Linked DNA regions of Homo sapiens: region 2 is linked to region 1. A link is a loop called in an ENCODE intact Hi-C map of the cell type or tissue named here. Cell type or tissue: heart left ventricle. All regions are shown on one strand. Each heading gives the region's core, and the rest is flanking DNA. Links, peaks and the distances in the headings are about the cores only. Region 1 has its middle 75 kb from the start of PTGS2. Region 2 has its middle 41 kb from the start of LINC01036.

The links. Peaks named below come from ENCODE experiments on the same cell type or tissue, not always from the same donor. Only the 100,000 strongest peaks of a DNase experiment are listed, where the experiment ranks them.
Region 2: it touches region 1 in a loop (3-fold over the local background); 2 of 110 quality-filtered maps call a loop at or near these places.

Annotation. Positions count from the first base shown.
Region 1 is chr1:186,604,316-186,607,237 of GRCh38, forward strand. No RefSeq gene overlaps it. Among named protein-coding and RNA genes, the nearest start is that of PTGS2, 75 kb to the right of the region's middle. In heart left ventricle, for the core only: a CTCF peak has its summit at 1,624 (motif pointing right); no DNase peak of the experiment used is centred there.
Region 2 is chr1:187,050,512-187,053,433 of GRCh38, forward strand. No RefSeq gene overlaps it. Among named protein-coding and RNA genes, the nearest start is that of LINC01036, 41 kb to the right of the region's middle. In heart left ventricle, for the core only: a CTCF peak has its summit at 1,285 (motif pointing right); no DNase peak of the experiment used is centred there.

The DNA of each region.
Region 1 (2,922 bases), core at 140-2,639:
TTTGTTACTTGTTTTCTCTTTGTTTTGTAACTTTTCCCTTCTTCCACTCTCACTGTTTTCCTTTGTGGTTAAGTGATTTTCTCTGGTAGTATGTTTTAATTGCTTATTTTTATTTTTAGGATATTTATTATAAATTGTTGCTTTATGGTTACCACGAGGCCTATAAAATCATCTTATAGTTATAACAAGTTTTTTATCAGCAGATAACTACTTCACTTTGATCATAAAGTAAAGAAAAGAAGCAAACACAAAGAAAAACTTAAAAACTTTGCACTTTAACTCCACCTCCCCATATTTTGGCTTTTTATTCTCTCGGTTTACATCTTTTCATAACTGCATCTTTCTTAACAAAATTTTGTTGTTATTATTGTTTTGATAGCTTTGTCTGTTAGTCTTCATACTAAAGATATGAGTGATTAACACACCACAATTACAGTATTAGAATATTCTGAATTTGTCTCTATACTAACTTTTACCAGTGAATTTTATATCTTCTGATGTTTTCCTGTTGCATGTTAGCTTCCTTTCAGACTGAAGAACTCCCTTCAGTATTTCTTGTAAGACTGGTCTGGTGGTAAGTCATATCCTCAACTATTATTTATCTCAGAAAGTCTTTATCTATTTTTCATGTTTGAAGGCTAGCTTGCTAGATACAGTATTATCATTTGGCAGTTTTCTTCATTAAGCACTTTGAATATATTATCTCACTCCTTCCTGGGTATGATTTCTGCTGAGAAGTCTGTTGCCCAATGAACTTGAGCTTTTTCATATGATGTTGCTTCTTTTTTATTGCTGATTTTAGAATTCTCTCTTTGACCTTGACCTTTGAGTGTTTGTTTATTATATGCCTTGGTGTAGTCTTATTTGGGTTGAATCTATTTTATAATCCTTTATAATCCTTGACAATCCTTGACTTTTCTGTACTTGCATATTTATATTTTTCTCTAGGTTTGGAAAGTGTTACTGTATTATCTCTTTGAATAAGCTTTCTACCTTTTGCCTCCTTCTCAATTCCCTCTTAAATGCCAATGACCCTTAGGTTTGCTCTTTTGAAGCTGTTTTCTAGACCTCGTAGGCATATTTCATTTTTTAAAAATTATTTTTTCTTTTTTCTTCCCTGTGTGTTTTTAAATACCCTATCTTCAAGCTCACTGAACCTTTCTTCCACTTGATAAATTCTGCTGCTGAGACCTTCCAATGAATTTTTCAGTTCAGCCAAAGTATTTCTGAGTTCTAGGATTTCTGTTCTTATTAAAAATTATTCTAATCTCTTTGTTAAATTTCTATGATAAATTTCTGAATTGTTTTTCTCTGTTATCTTGGAGTTCACGGAGTTTCCTCAAAATTACCATATTGAATTCCTGATTTGAGAGCCCACACCATTGCTCCATTGCCTATCACCGGATCTTTGCTTTGTCCATTTGGGGAGGTCATGGTTTCCTGTTTGCTGTTGTTTCTTACGGATTTACATTTCTGTCTTTGCACTAAAGGTTTAGCTATTGATTCCAGTCTTCACTGTCTGGATTGCTTTGGTCTTTCTAGGCTATGCATGTTTAGAGGTTCTGTGTGGTTTGCATGTTGAGTTCCCTTAGCCCCGGACTGCTGCCTCCTTTTTGGCACTAGATGGTGCCCTAAGTCCAAGTTTGCCACAGCTCTCAAAAAAGTTTGGAGAACTGCCTGTGTCAGATGGGGGGCTGTGTGGCAGGAGGAGTCCCAAAGGAGATTCCTTGGTTGTGTGTGGAGGCTGGGTAGAGTTTTGTGTCCTGAGGACCCATGAAGAATGCCTCCTAGAGCCCGGTGCTGCTGAACTGCTCTTCTGGTTTGGTGTCTCTTTTTGCTGAGCTGAAGAGCAGCCCTACATTTTGCACCCTGGGATTGCTATCCCTTCTCCACTCTCTCTCTCTCTCTCTCTTTTTTTTTTTTTTTCAGTCTAGCCGCCTTTAGGATATTTCTCTCTACAGGCACTTGTGATGCTTCTTGAGTTGAGGCAGAAATGGCAGTCCTGCTAAGAAACCCAAGATGGTGGGGAAGCCTGCTGTCTTGCCTGCCTTGATCTCACTTTTTCCATTGGTGAAACCCTAAGTCTAGGGGGACTTTTCCATGTAGTGCCTGGCAACTTAGGTAGGGGAGGCATATCAAAGAAACTGAAGTTCATTTCTCTTACTTTCTGCTTGTAGTTTTTCACTTTTCTGTGGTCTCAAAAATCATCAAAAGGCCCAGTTCTTGGTTACTGGTGATGATAATCTAGGTACTGGATAGTTGTTTTTGGTTTTCTGTGGGGAACACTGAAGCTAGATTATTTCTATTCTCCCATTTTGACGACATCACTCTTGAGAATACAACTGTCATTTATTAAGCCAGACATTAATGAGATTTACAAAATGCATCACAATGCCTCTCCTCTCACTAAGCTTACTTTCTTTCTTTCTTTTTCTTTCTCTCTCTTTTTCTCTCCTTCCTTCCTTCCTTCCTCCCTCCCTCTCTCTTTCCCTCTTTCTTTTCTTTTTCTCTTTCCTTACTATGGTCTAGCCTAGCACTTCTGGCCTCAAGCAATCCTCCCACCTTGACCTCCCAAAGTGCTGGGATTATAGGCATGAACCACCACATCCAGCCTTACTAAACATTTTTTGTTTAGGTAAATGCTTTTAATAAAATATAGTATTTTAAAAATATGTTATTTATACAAACATGCAATAAATGTATTATTTTTATTTTAAATGAATTAGAAAATATATTTTAAATATTTCATTTTAATTTCTAGTATAGTAAATATATATACACAAGTTTGTGTGAGTGCATCCCACATAAGCAAAAGCATTTTAAAATGTATTCAATAATTTTTAAGAGTGTAAAAAAGCCCTTAGACCAAATTTTGAGAACTACTGATATACTTCATAAATTTTACATGCATTGTTTCAATTT
Region 2 (2,922 bases), core at 171-2,670, 450 kb after region 1:
AAATATATATTGTAGTCACTCTGACATGCATTTAAGGGTACAGTTTTTGGTTCAGGTATTAGAAATTTATATATCGGTTTTGCATTGTATATTTTCTTTAATGATAAATGACAAAGACAGTTTCTGAAAACAATGCTGCTGATGAATTTGACAAGCCATGGCTATAAAGAGCAAAATTAGCATGGATTTGCCTGTTCAGCGCTGGATTCACTCATCTCAACATAAAAACACATTTACCCTGTTATTCTCCTTCCTCACCAGTGTAGCAGGTATGAACCTAATCATACAAACTGAAAGGTACAAAAAAGTAATTTTTGCATAAGTCTTTCTACTCAGTGCTTCCATTCCACCAGGAGTAACTGAATTTTATTATCAGTTAATCTCCTTCCCCTAACATATATATGTACTTTAATATACTTTATCTTGAGTTGTTTCTAATCTTTTGGAATTTATGCATTAGCAGTCTCCAGAGAAGCAGAACCATAGGATGTTTTAAAATATTATATGTTATATATAATATATACATATTTATATATGTGTTATATATGTTTACATATTATGTATTGGTTCCAAGGCCTCCTGGGAATATCAAAATCTATGGATGCTCATGTCCCTGATACAAAATGCCAGAGTAACTGCGTGTAACCTATGCACACCCTCTGGTGTACTTTAAATCATCTCTAGTTTGCTTATAATACCTAATACAGTGTACATACTATGTAAATAATAGTTACACTGTACCGTTTAGGGAATAATGACAAGAAAAAGTGCATATGTGTTAAGTAGAGAAGCAATACTCTTTTTGAATATTTTCAATTCAAGTTTGGTTGATTCCACAGATGTGGAACCTACCAATGTGAAGTGCTGGCTGTATGTGTTTATGTGTTTTTGAGTGTGTGTGTGTGTGTGTGTGTGTGTCTTGTCCCTTCTCTGCGTGTATGTCTCAATTGTAGTAAAAGTAAAGGAAAAGTAGAATATATAATTTTCATTTATTCTGTAAAGTAAACATACCATCTTTGAAAATAGTGAGCTAAGAGGGAAATAGCTTCAAATCTATAACAAAATTACTTAGGAGGCTTCTAGCCATTTCGAAGCTCTCTTGATCATTACTGAAGCTTATTTGGTGGCTTCTTTCTGTTATCCTGATTCCCCATACCATGGTAGGAATCAAGTCTCTCTAAAGTTTAACCTGTGCTCCCTGAGGGATGCTTCTTGAAGGCTCATGTGCTCCTGGAACTTTTGATGACTGTATAAGCAAAGGCAGGGTTTTTTTTTTTTAGGTGTCCACCAGATGTCACTGTTCACCAGAAAAACGTGACTAACGCTGCAGCATTGAAACAAACAGGTGTTAATAATGATTTGATTCTTAAAATAGAAAAGGAAAAAAATAAAAAAAAAAAACAAGTAGATCTACATTACAACCCGATCTTAGGCAGGAAGTAAAAACTTTCTTTACTTTAGGCTAGAAAATGATCATCCTTTAGGAGCTTTTAATTTCACTAACATTTTACCCCTATTAGGAGACAGGGCAGGTGCTTCTAGTCACAACTATTTAGTGATAGACCACTGAAAGCTAGAACCTGGGTTCTACCCTAGGCCTTGTAATCAGAACATCAATGTTACTGGTCAAGTTCCTTAAACAATTCGTCTTCATTTCTTTTCCTATAAAACAAGAAGTCAGATATTCCCACCAGTCAAAAAATATTATAATCTTGCTTCAAAAACTTTAGATAAATACCTTCTCAAGGTTACCATTTCTTGAGTCTGCACTATAACCCAAGTCCTTTTTTACTCCTTAACACAAGCCAGAGTGCACTAGCACATGAAGCATTCCCTGGGCTGCTTCATTCAACATGAAAAAATAAGAGTCCCACTGACCATATTACCTTCTGCAGCCATTTTTCTTTCTATTGTCCAACAATATGTTTTCAGTTTAAATGTTTACAGTTTAAAAATAGAACTATGTAGGATTTATTAAAATATTTTTTGCTCTGATATTTATTTATGTTTGGGAAAACTGACTTGGCTTACTTTTAAATAAATTTCTTAATAAAACAAAATATAATAGATATATGCATATACATATATGAATAAGAAAATGAATACATATACCTACCATTCGGCTTTACAAAGTAGAACACCTTTTGTACCTCTTTACCCAAATAAATTTAGTCATTTATTTCACCAAGATCATTTAAGAACTAAATTTGCTGCACCAAAGTAAAGACTTTTCTCCTAACGAAAGGTTATTTCTTTCTGGATTTTAGCTTTTAGTAGCTTCATACTCTTAGTTCACCCACAAGCCTCAGAAGACAAGCAGAGGCAATAATGTGTCCCTATAGGCTCCCATCCCATTCTTTTTCTCCTCTTTGAGAGAAAAATTAAGTTCATACTGAAACTGCATTTTTTCTACTGCCTGTAATCTTTTATTTATTCAAAATTATAATAGATTGTAATTCTCATCTATGTTAAAATACAAATTAGTTCATTTTTCGGGGAACCTTGAGGCAGAGAGTAGAGCAATAAGAAAAGAGGAAGGTTTCATGGCTCACATCTGTAATCCCAGCACTTTGGGAGGCCGAGGTGGGCGGATCACGAAGTCAGGAGATCAAGACCATCCTGGCTAACACGGCGAAACCCTGTCTCTGCCAAAAATACAAAAAATTAGCTGGGCATGGTGGCACGCACCTGTAGTCCCAGCTACTCAGGAGGCTGAGGCAAGAGAATCACTTGAACCCGGGAGGTATAGGTTGCCGTGAGCCAAGATCGCGCCATTGCACTCCAGCCTGGGCGACAGAGCGAGACTCTGTCTCAAAAAAAAAAAAAAAAAAAAAAGAAAGAAAGAAAAAGAAAAAAGGAAAGAGGAAGCTCTCATAGTGACCCAGAGAGGAGAAAGCGCTAATGGGAATTTTCTAAGCAGGA